Regions from separate parts of the Homo sapiens genome. Here region 2 is linked to region 1. The links are chromatin loops, found by intact Hi-C in ENCODE. Cell type or tissue: B cell. All regions are shown on one strand. Links, peaks and the distances in the headings refer to the core of each region. The heading gives the core; the rest is flanking DNA.

The links. Peaks named below come from ENCODE experiments on the same cell type or tissue, not always from the same donor. Only the 100,000 strongest peaks of a DNase experiment are listed, where the experiment ranks them.
Region 2: a loop joins it to region 1, with 4 times the contacts of the local background. A loop is called at or near these places in 26 of 110 quality-filtered maps.

Annotation. Positions count from the first base shown.
Region 1 is chr19:17,852,458-17,857,996 of GRCh38, forward strand. No RefSeq gene overlaps it. Among named protein-coding and RNA genes, the nearest start is that of RPL18A, 4.7 kb to the right of the region's middle. In B cell, for the core only: CTCF peaks have their summits at 3,296 (motif pointing left) and 3,502; a DNase peak (open chromatin) is centred at 3,304.
Region 2 is chr19:17,445,545-17,451,083 of GRCh38, forward strand. It overlaps TMEM221 (transmembrane protein 221), which reads right to left and starts at 3,124. Exons shown (of 3, transcript NM_001190844.2): 1 at 2,599-3,124. The coding sequence starts at 2,918. RefSeq lists a silencer at 3,138-3,257. In B cell, for the core only: CTCF peaks have their summits at 3,196 (motif pointing left) and 3,399; DNase peaks (open chromatin) are centred at 2,208, 2,584 and 3,257; H3K4me3 peaks cover 599 bases; H3K27me3 peaks cover 2,922 bases.

The DNA.
Region 1 (5,539 bases), core at 337-5,336:
GCTCACACCTGTTGTCCCAGCTATTTGGGAGGCTGAGGATTGCTTGAGTCAGGGAGGACAAGGCTGCAGTAAGCCATCATCACACCATTACACTCCAGTCTGGGCAACAGAGCGAGATCCTGTCTTAAAACAAAAAAATATATGAGAAAAATAAACAAGTCAGGTGTGGCTGGGCATGGTGATACATGCTTGTAGCCTCAGCTACTGGAGAAGCTGAAATGGGAGCCCAAGAATTTAAAGGCAACATAGCAAGATTCTGTAACAAGCAAAACAGAATAAAATAAGTAATAAAAAAAAGGTAAATAAAACTGTTGCTATTTGCTGATGATATGATTGTTTATGTCAAAAACCCAAGGGAATCTATAAGACAACTACTGAAATTAATACATAAATTCAGCAAGTTACCAGGTTTAAAAAGTCCGTTGAATTCAATACAAAAGTCAATTGAATTTTTATACACCAGCAGCAAACAATTGGAACATAAAAAAATTTTGAAAAATTTCCTTTGCAGCAGCACTGAAAAAGATAAAATACTGTGATGGTCTGAGAGTTTGCGTCTCCCCAAAATTAATACATTGAAATCCTAACCTCGAAGGCGGTGGTATTCAGAATCGGAACCTTTTAAGAGGTGATTAGATCATGAGGGTTGAGCTCTCATGAATGGGATTAATGCCCTTATAAAAGAGGCCCCTAGGCTGGGCATGGTAGCTCACGCCTGTAATCCCAGCACCCTGGGAGAATTGCAGGCTGGTCTCTGACAAACAACTTGTGTTTGAGACCAGCCTGGGCAATGTGGCGAAACACCACCTCTACCAAAAAAAACACAAAAATTAGCTGGGCATGGTGGTGCACACCTGTAGTCCCAGGTCAGGAGTTTGAGGCCAGCCTGATCAACGTGGAGAAACCCCATCTCCACTGACAAAACAAAATTAGCTGGATGTGGTGGTGCATGCCTGTAATTCCAGCTACTTGGGAGGCTGAGGTGGGAGAATCGCTTGAACCCAGGAGGTGGAGGCTGCGGTAAGCCGAGATCACACCATTGCACTCCAGCCTAGGCAACAAGAGCAAAACTCTGTCTCAAAAAAAAAAAAAAAAAAAAAAAAGGCCGGGTGCAGTGGCTCATGCCTGTAATCTTAGCACTTCGGGAGGCCAAGGTGGGTGGATCACCTCAGGTCAGGAGTTCAAGACCAGCCTGGCCAACATGGTAAAACCCCGTCTCTGCTAAAAATACAAAAATTAGCTGGGTGTGGTGGCGCACGCCTGTAATCTCAGCTACTCTGGAGGCTGAGGAAGGAGAATCGCTTGAACTCGGGAGGTGGAGGTTGCAGTGAGCTGAGATCGCGCCACTGCATTGCACTCAAGGTTGCGTGACAGGAAAGAGGCTACATCTCAAAAAAAAAAAAAAAAAAAAAAGAAGGCCAGGGACCTGGAGTCCGGAGTGCATACAAGTGGGTGGCTTTGCAGTGTTTTGAGGACCAACGGTCAGAAACCAAGATTTGGGTGTCTTGGGCCCAGCCTTGGGAAGGCACTGGTGCCAGTAACTGAGATGAGGGAAAGAGTGGGAAGGATGAGGCACATCAGCATTGTGAACGCTCCGTGATCCAAGCTGTGGCTTGGCCCAGGATCCTGGATGAACAAACTGGTGCCTTCAAAGTCCCTGGGAAAAAGACAGGGGGGACAGGGGTGCCCTTGGACAGCCCTGCTAACCAGGAACTCCTCGCCTGGGCCCCACTGGATGGTGATAACAGAGACACAGAGTAGCCCAGGACCAGCCTGCTCAGGTCAGATTCCTGCATGGCCCGAGGTGGGGGCAGAGGAATCCTGCCAGGCCAGGTGTGTCACTAGGAAGCCGGGGCCACGGCATCACTCAGGCACCGACAACATGTAAAAGAAAGAAAAATAATAAAGCTTTTTTTTTTCTTTTAAATTAAGACAGTTTCACTCTGTTGCCCAGGCTGGAGTGCAGCGGCATGATCTTGGTTCACTGCAACCTCTGCCTCTAGGGTTCAAGTGATTCTCGTGCCTCAGCCTCCCGAGTAGCTGGGATTACAGGTGTGTGTCACTGCACCCAGCTAATTTTTGTATTTTTGGTAGAGACGGGGTTTCACCATGTTGGCCAGGCTGGTCTCGACTCCTGACCTCAAGTGACCTGCCCGCTTCAGCCTCCCAAAGTGCTGGGGTTACAGATATGAGCCACTGTGCCCAACCAAAAAGAAAAATAATAAAGCTCTGGGCCGGGCGCGGTGGCTCACGCCTGTAATCCCAGCATTTTGGGAGGCTGAGGTGGGTGGATTATCTGAGGTCAGGAGTTCAAGACCAGCCTGTCCAACATGGTGAAACCCCGTCTCTACTAAAATTACAAAAATTAGCCGGGCGTGGAGGCAGATGCCTGTAATCCCAGCTACTCAGGAGGCTGAGGCAGGAGAGGATGGCTTGAACCCAGGAGGCAGAGGCTGCAGTGAGCTGAGATTGTGCCACTGCATTCCAGCCTTGGCAATGGAGTGAGACTCCGTCTCAAAAAAAAAAAAAAAAAGGAAACAAGAAACCCTGTCTCTACAAAAATTAGCCAGGCATGATGATGGGTGCCTGTAATCCCAGCTACTCTGGAGGGTGAGGCAGGAGAATCGCTTGAACCTGGGAGGCAGAGGCTACGGTGAGATGAGATCACGCCATTGCATTCCAGCCTGGGGAACAGAGTGAGACTCCATCTCAAAAAAAAAAAGAAACTAAAGAAAAATAATAAAGCTTTGAAACAAACAGCACATCACGACCCGTGCCCTTCCCCACCCTGGCATGCCCCTCCCTCCACTCCAACCCAGGCCTTGAAGGCAGAAGCACGAGGCCCCAAGGCCAGGGCTGGGTCTCAGGGATCTCCCTCTCGTCTTCTTCCTCCTCCCCTGTCCTCCCTAAATTCCTTTTCCTGCCCCGTTCCTGCTGTCCCAGGATCCAATTTGTGCTCCAGGCTGCGCTCTGCCCTTTCCAGCATCTCTTTCCACCTGCTTGTAGCCGCTCAGCACTTTGGGGAAACTGAGGCCAGAGCGGTGAGTTCCAGCACAGAGGGAAGGGCAGGGCCTCAACCTTCCCAGTCCAAACAATCATACGCCATTTAAATCTCACAACAACCCTAAAAGCTGGCGACTATTATTGGCCTCATTTTGTGGAAGGGGAAACTGAGGCCCAGAGCGGCAACGCGGCCAGCGAACCATCGGTAAGATTTGAACCTGGTTGTGTATCATTCAACGGTCTAGCGCTTGGCCTCAGCTGGGCCACCGCAGATGGGACATGGTTCTGCTGCCACCTGGTGGACACTCGCGGCAGCGCTGTTGGGATAGAGCCGCCTCTCACCTGACGTCCTGCCCCGAAAAGCCCAGCCAGAGGAGGGCTGACCTGCTCCCCTGGCCTCCCTGCCCCGCATCACGCCCATCAGTTTTCCGAATTTTCACAGTCTAAGTGTCCACCAGGAAGGGACTGGGTAACTAACCACCTGTGCTACAGTTGGGCTAAAGATTTTAGTGCAAAAGTTAATTTGCCCACCTCACAAGAAATACTAAAAAAATGTATATTTTTTCGAGACAGAGTCTCACTCTGTTGCCCAGGCTGGAGTACAGTGGCACAATCTCGGCTCACTGCAACCTCCGACTCCCAGGCTCAAGCGATTCTCATGCCTCAGCCTCTCAAGTAGCTGGGACTACAGGCACCCGCCACAATACCCAGCTAATTTTTGTATTTTTTAATAGAAGCGGGGTTTCACCATGTTGGCCAGGCTGGTCTCGAGCTCCTGACCTCAGGTGATCCACCCACCTGGGCCTCGCAAGGTGCTGGGATTACAGGCGAGAGCCACCGTACCCACCCAAAATAAATTCTTTAGGCTGAAAACAAGGGACCCCAGACATGTATTCCAATCCACGTGAAAATCTGAAGAACACATATAAAGGTAATGTATGTAATTTTAAAAGATTGCATAAGGCCGGGTGCTTTGGCTCACGCCTGTAATCCCAACACTTCAGGAGGCTGAGGTGGGCAGATCAATTGAGCCTAGGAGTTCAAGACCAGCCTGGGCAACACAGAGAGACCTTGTCTCTACAAAAAATACAAAACTTGGCCGGGCACGGTGGCTCACACCTGTAATCCCAGCACTTTGGGAGGCCGAGGCGGGTGGATCACGAGGTCAGGAGTTTAAGGAAAAAAATATAAAACTTAGCTGGGTTTCATGGCATCCGTCCTAACTACTCGGGAGGTCTGAGGTGGGAGAATCTCTTGAACCTGGGAGTTCGAGGCTGCAGTGAACAGAGATCTCGCCACTGCACTCCAGCCTGGGCAACAGAGTGAGATCCTGTATCAAAAAAATAAGGCTGGGCACAATGGCTCACGCCCATGATCCCAGCACTTTGGGAGGCCGAGGCAGGCAGATCACGAGGTCAGGAGATTGAGACCATCGTGGCTAACATGGTGAAACCCCATCTCTACTAAAAATACAAAAAATTAGCCGGGCATGGTGGCGGGCACCTGTAGTCCCAGCTACTCGAGGGGGCTGAGGCAGGAGAATGGCATGAACCCGGGAGGCGGAGATTGCAGTGAACTGAGATCACGCCACTGCACTCCAGCCTGGGTGACAGAGTGAGACTCCGTCTCAAAAAATAATAATAATAAATAAATAAAAATAAGATCTGCCAGTGACAGTGGCTCATGCCTGTTATCCCAGCATGTTCGGAGGCCATGACGGGCAGACCACTTGAGGTCAGGAGTTCAAGACCAGCCATAGCCAACATGGCGAAACTCTTGTCTCTACTAAAAATTAAAAAAAAAATTAGCCAGGCATGGTGCCGCACATCTGCAATTTCAGCTACTTGGGAGGCTGAGGCAGGAGAATCATTTGAACCTGGGAGGCAGAGGTTGCAATGAGCCAAGATTGCACCACTGCCCTCCAGCCTGGGTAATGGAGTGAGACCCTGTCTCAAAATAAATAAATAAAAATAAAATGTAGCATAAATGCAAATTTCTTCTCTCTTTGCCTCTTAACATATTTAAAAAGCAATTGTACAAAACTATATATTGGCCGGGCCCGGTGGCTCATGCCTGCAATCCCAGCACTTTGGGAGGCTGAGGTGGGCATATCACCTGAGGTTGGGAGTTCGAGACCAGTCTGGCCAACATGGTGAAACCCCCTCTCTACTAAAAATACAAAACATTAGCCGGGTGTGGTGGTGCACGCCTGTAATCTCAGCTACTCAGGAGGCTGAAGCAGGAGAATTGCTCGAACCTGGGAGGTGGAGGTTGCAGTGAGCCGAGATCATGCCACTGCAATCTAGCCTGGGTGACAGAGCGAGACTCTGTCTCAAAAAAACAAAAAACAAACAAAAAAACAGGCTGGGTGCGGTGGCTCATGCCTGTAATCCCAGCACTTTGGGAGGCCGAGGCGGGTGGGTCACCTGAGGTCAGGAATCTGAGACCAGCCTGGCCAACCCAGTAAAACCCTATCTCTACTAAAAATACAAAAAATTAGCCAGGCGTGGTGGTGCACGCCTGTAGTCCCAGTTAC
Region 2 (5,539 bases), core at 242-5,241, 410 kb before region 1:
TTTATCCATTCATCCATTCATCCATTTATCCACCCATTCACCCATTTGTCCACTCATCCATCCATCCACCCATCCATCCATATGCCCATTCATCCATCCACCCACTTACCCATCCATCCATCCATCCATTTATCCATTCATCCATTCATCCACCCATTCATCCATCTGTCCACTTATCCATCCACCCATCCATCCATCCATACTTCCACTCATCCATCCATCCACTTATCCATCCATCCATTCACTTATCCATCCATCAAACCAGTCATCCATCCACTCATTCATTCATCCATCCACTTATCAATTCATTCATCCATCCACTTATCCATCCATCGGCCCCACCCATTCATCCATCCATACAATCATTTAGATATCCACCATCCACTATCTGATATCTATCCATTTATCTATGCTCCATCCATCCACACATCCATTTTTCCAAGTCAGTGTCCACCATCCATTTACCATTCATATTCATTGATTATTTGACCAGCACTCATATACAGCCTTCCATCCATTTAACCATGTGCTATTCATCCATCCATCCATTCATTTAAACACCCTCTGCTATCCTATCTATCCATCCCTCACCCACCCATCCACTGGTCATCCATCTTCCATTCACTATCCATCCACCCCTCATCCATCCATCCATCCATCTATCCATCCATCCATTCATCCTTCCTTACTTCGATCCATCCACCATCCATTCTCTTTCCCCTATAACCCATCTATATGCATGAGTCCACTCAAACACTCAACACTCAGGATGCAGCTACTATGTGCAGATACTTGCTACACACCTGGCTTCCATTATTTTACAGACTACAAGCTTCTTTGAGAGATGAGGAAACTGAGTTTCACATGCTGTTATTGATGATACAAACCGCGACCCCAAGAGGTGAGACTGATTGAGGAGGAAGTGGAGGCTATAAGAGCTTCCATCCTCACTCAGCTCCCACCAGTATAATGAAAGTGGACGCCTTCCCCATCTTCCTGTCGCCTTCCCTCCTGTCCCCTTTTCAGCACAGTGGCTAGAGGTGGTCATTCAAAACCTAAATCAGATCACCTTCCTCCTTACTCACAACCCTCCTTAGCAGAAGAAATCCCAAAGTCCTATCTCCTCTCTATCCCATCTCTCTGTTTCCTTTCCTTCTCAGCACTCATTACCATCTGCTATTATTATTATTATTAGAGATGAGGTCTCACTATGTTGCCCAAACTAGAGTGCAGTGGTTATTCATAAGCATGATCATGGCTCACTGCAGCCTTGACCTCCTGGGCTCAAGGGATCCTCTTGCCTCAGCCTCTTAAGTGTATGGGACTACAGGCATGCACCACCACACCTAGCTAATTATTATTTTTTCTTTTTGTAGAGGCAAGGTCTTGCTATATTACCCAGGCTGGTCTCAAATTCCTGGCCTCCCAGCACTTTGGGAGGCCAAGGTGGGTGGGTCATTTGAGGTCAGGAGTTCAAGACCAGCCTGGCCAACATGGTGAAACCCCGCCTCTACTAAAAATACAAAAATTAGCTGGGTATGGTGGTGGGCACCTGTAATCCCAGCTACTCGGGAGGCTAAGGTGGGAGAATCGCTTGAACCCAAGAGGTGGAGGCTGCAGTGAACCGAGATAGCGCCACTGCACTCCAGCCTGGGTGACAGAGCAAGACTCTGTCTCAAAAAAAAAAAAAGAAAAAAAAATTCCTGGCCTCAAATGATCCTCCTGCCTCTGCCTCCCAAAGGGCTGGGATTGCAGGTGTGAACCACCATGCCTTGTCCTTGTTATGTTTCCTTATTTTCTGTGACCCCATGAGAGCAGGTCTGGGTCCACTTGGTCCCCGCTGTCTCTGATGCCCTGAGCCAGATCCATTCCCCTGCAGGCAGGCACCCAACAGATGTTTGCTGACCCGTGGGACCCATGCATTTCATTGTCCCTTGGGTGGAAGGTGCATGGTCTGGATAGGATCTACCTCAATGGTGGGAGTTCTCATCTGCTCAATTTCACAGAATTCTGGACTAGAATTTGGGCTCCTCTCCCCCGACATTCTGGAGAGAAACACTACCATGTGGGACAGCGGAGTCCTCAGCTCAAGGAGGGTTCCTCCTTCCACAACCACTGCCCCTGATAGGGGTCCCTCAATGACCACATCCCTGACTGAGTTCAGGTCCCTGAGGAAGGAACTCAATTTCAGACCAGGACACAGGCTCTGGCTGGCTCTACCCAGAACCAAGTTCAAGTCCAGCACTGTCCCGCCTCCCACCCACTTCCAAGCCAGACAGCCTGAGAGCTCAGCCTCCCCTGTTTGAGATCCAGGCAAGCTGATCCTGGACCCTCTTTGAGCCTCAGTTTCCTCATCTGCAAAATGCGAGACACAGCAGTGGTTGCACCTGCTGCAAAATTGAACAAATATAGAATGGAGGGAGGGAAGGAGGGAGGAGGAGAGGAAAGGAGGGAGGCAGAGAGACATGGAGTGGTGGGGAGAGGGAAGTGGGGAGGGAAGCTGTCCCCCCAGCCTGAGGCCAAAAGAGGGGAAGAGGCTCAACCAGGCTCACCCAGCCCCCAGCCGGGCCTCCGAGGCGGTGAGGCCAGTCCTCCTACCTCCTGGGGCCAGGCCCCCGCGCCAGCTCGGCGCCCAGGTGGCCACAGAGCGCGGCGAGCAGCAAGCAGGTGAACCCCAGCACGAGCACCAGCGCGGCCAGCGCGGCGGCCAGCGGCAGCAGCGTCCCGGCCGCGTCCTCTGGCAGCCCGGGGCCGGCGCCCAGCTCCTGGCCCAGCCCCTCGGCGCGCAGCCCCCGCAGCTCGGCGCGGCCCGCCTGCAGCTGAAACAGCAGCTGCGCGCCCAGCGCCGCCAGCACGGCCGCCGCGATGCCCAGCAGGGTCATTGCAGCCAGCACCCGGCCGCCGTAAGAACGGGCCATGGCGGGGGTTCCTGCGGGCCGGGGGAAGAGTTGAGGAATTGAAGTGGTTTTAGAGGGCAGGGGAGTTGGGGGGAATCCGAGGGTCCTCAGGGGGTCCCCGAGGGGGCGGGGCCGCAGGGAGTGTCTGAAAGTTCGGGGACTGGGCTGGGGGTCGCCAGACGGACGGGGGCTCCGGGGTGCTGGTCGCAGCCGGGACGCCGAATCTCCGCGAAAACTTGGGACAAAGTCTTTTCTCCTCCCTCCCGGGGCCCCGCGGGCGCCCCCTCTTGGTCCGCTGGGCCTGGCGGGGCGGGGCCTGGCACCGGGCGCAGGGCGGGGAGGCCCCACTAGGGACTGGATCGCGGGAACCCCACAGCTCGCTAAGTTCAGAAAAGGGCACCACCCCGCCCCCTGCCGCCCTAAGCATCGATTGTATTGTGGTTTAAAACAAGAAAAAGGAGGCCGGGGGCGGTGGCTCTCGCCTGTAATCCCAGCACCTTGGGAGGCCGAGGCGGGCGGATCACAAGGTCAAGAGTTCCAGACCAGCCTGGCCAATATGGTGAAACCCCGTCTCTACTAAAAATACAAAAATTAGCCGGGCGTGGTGGCCGGAGCCTGTAATCCCAGCTACTCGGGAGGCTGATGCAGGAGAATTGCTTGAACCCAGGAGGCGGAGGTTTCAGTGAGCTGAGATTACGCCATTGCACTGCAGCCTGGGCGACAGAGCGAGACTCCGTCTCAAAATTAATTAATTAATTAATTAAAAAATAAAAAATAAAGAGAAAGGAGGCCGGGCGCGGTGGCTCTCGCTTGTAATCTCAGCACTTTAGGAGTCCGAGGTGGGCGGATCACTTGAGGTCAGGAGTTCAAGACCAGCCTGGCCAACATGGTGAAACCCCCGTCTCTACTAAAAAAAAAAAAAAAAAAAAAAATTAGCCCGGCGTAGTGGTGCATGGCCTGTAATCCTAGCTACTCGGGAGGCTGAGGTTGGAGGAATGCTTGAATCAGGGAGGCGGAGGTTGCAGTGAGCCGAGATTGCACCACTGCACACTCCAGCCTGGCTGACAGAGTAAGACTCCATCAAAAAAAAAAAAAAAAAAAAAGAGAGAGAGAGAGAAAGGGCTGGGTGAGGTGGTTCACAACTGTAATCCCAGCACTTTGGGAGGCTGAGGCAGGAGGATGGCTTAAGCCCAGGAGTTTGAGACCAGCCTGGGCAACATAGCCAGACCCCATCTCTACAAAAAATAAGGAAGTCAGCCTGGTGTGGTGGTGCACGCCTGTGGACCCAGCTACTTTCGGGACTGAGACAGGAGGATCGCTTGAGCCCAGGAGGTCGAGGCTGCAGTGAACTGAGATCACGCCACTGCACTCCAGCCTGAGTGACAGAGCGAGGCTGTGTCTCAAAAAAGAAATAACAAAATTTAAAAATTCACTTTTCATTTGATCTCAACCCAGGGACTCTGTCATTGGCTGTGATTTCCCCTCTGCTTACTTCCTTCAAGCCTTTGGGTAACCGTTGCTTCCTCTAGGAGGCTAGGGAGAATCCTGGATCCCTTCCCCAACTGGTCCCCCAAATTATTCGCACAGCACTTTAAAAAAATCGAGATGAAACTTACATAACATAAAATTAATCATTTTATTCAGTGGCATTTAGTGTTGTACAATCATTACCTCTGTCTAGCTCCAGAAGATTTTCATCCCCCCAAAAGGAGACCCCATCCCCATTACCAGCCACTCCCCATTCCCCCTCCTCAAGTGGCTCACAACCATTAATCTACTTCTTGTCTCTGTCGATTTGCCTGTTCTGGACACTTCATATCAATGGAGTCATACAAGAGGTGGCATTCTGGCTTCTCTCACTCTGCATGATGTACTCAAGGTTCATCGAGGTTGTAGCATGGATCAGTGCCTCATTCCTTTTTATGGCTGCGTAATATTCCATAGCGTGTCTGGAACACATTGTGTTCATCCGTTCATCCATTGATGGGTATTTGTGTTGTTGGTTCCTTTTGGTGAAGGTGACTAATGCTGCTATAAACATGTGTGCACAGGTATCTTCTTGAGTCACTGCTGTCAATTCTTGTGGGGCGTGGACTCCTAGGAGTGGAGTTGCTGAGTCACATAGTTACTCTATTTTAACTCTTTGTGGAACCCTCAAACTTTTCCACAGCAGCTGCACCGTTTTCCATTTCCACCAGCAATGTCTGAGGTTTTTAAAAATAATTTTCTGCACATCCTCCCCAACACGTGTTTCCTCCTGCCCTCCTCCTCCTCCTCTTCCTTCTCCTCCTCCTCCTCCCTTCCTTCTCCTCCTCCTCCTTTCTTCCTCCTCCTCGTCTCCTCCTCCTCCTTCTTCTTTTTTTTTTTATCAGGGCCTTGCTCTGTCACCCAGGCTGGATTGCAGTGGTGTGATCATAGCTCATTACAGCCTTGACCTCCTGCTCAAGTGATCTTTCTGCCTCAGCCTCTCCCCAAGTAGCTGGGACCACAGGCAAGCATCAGCATGCCTGGCTAATTTTTAAGTTTTTTTTTTTTTTTCATAGAGATGGGGTCTTGTTATGTTGGTCTGGTCTCAAACTCTTTATACCCAAGTGATTCTCTCACCTCAGTCCCCCTAAATGCTGGGATTACAGGAGTGAGCC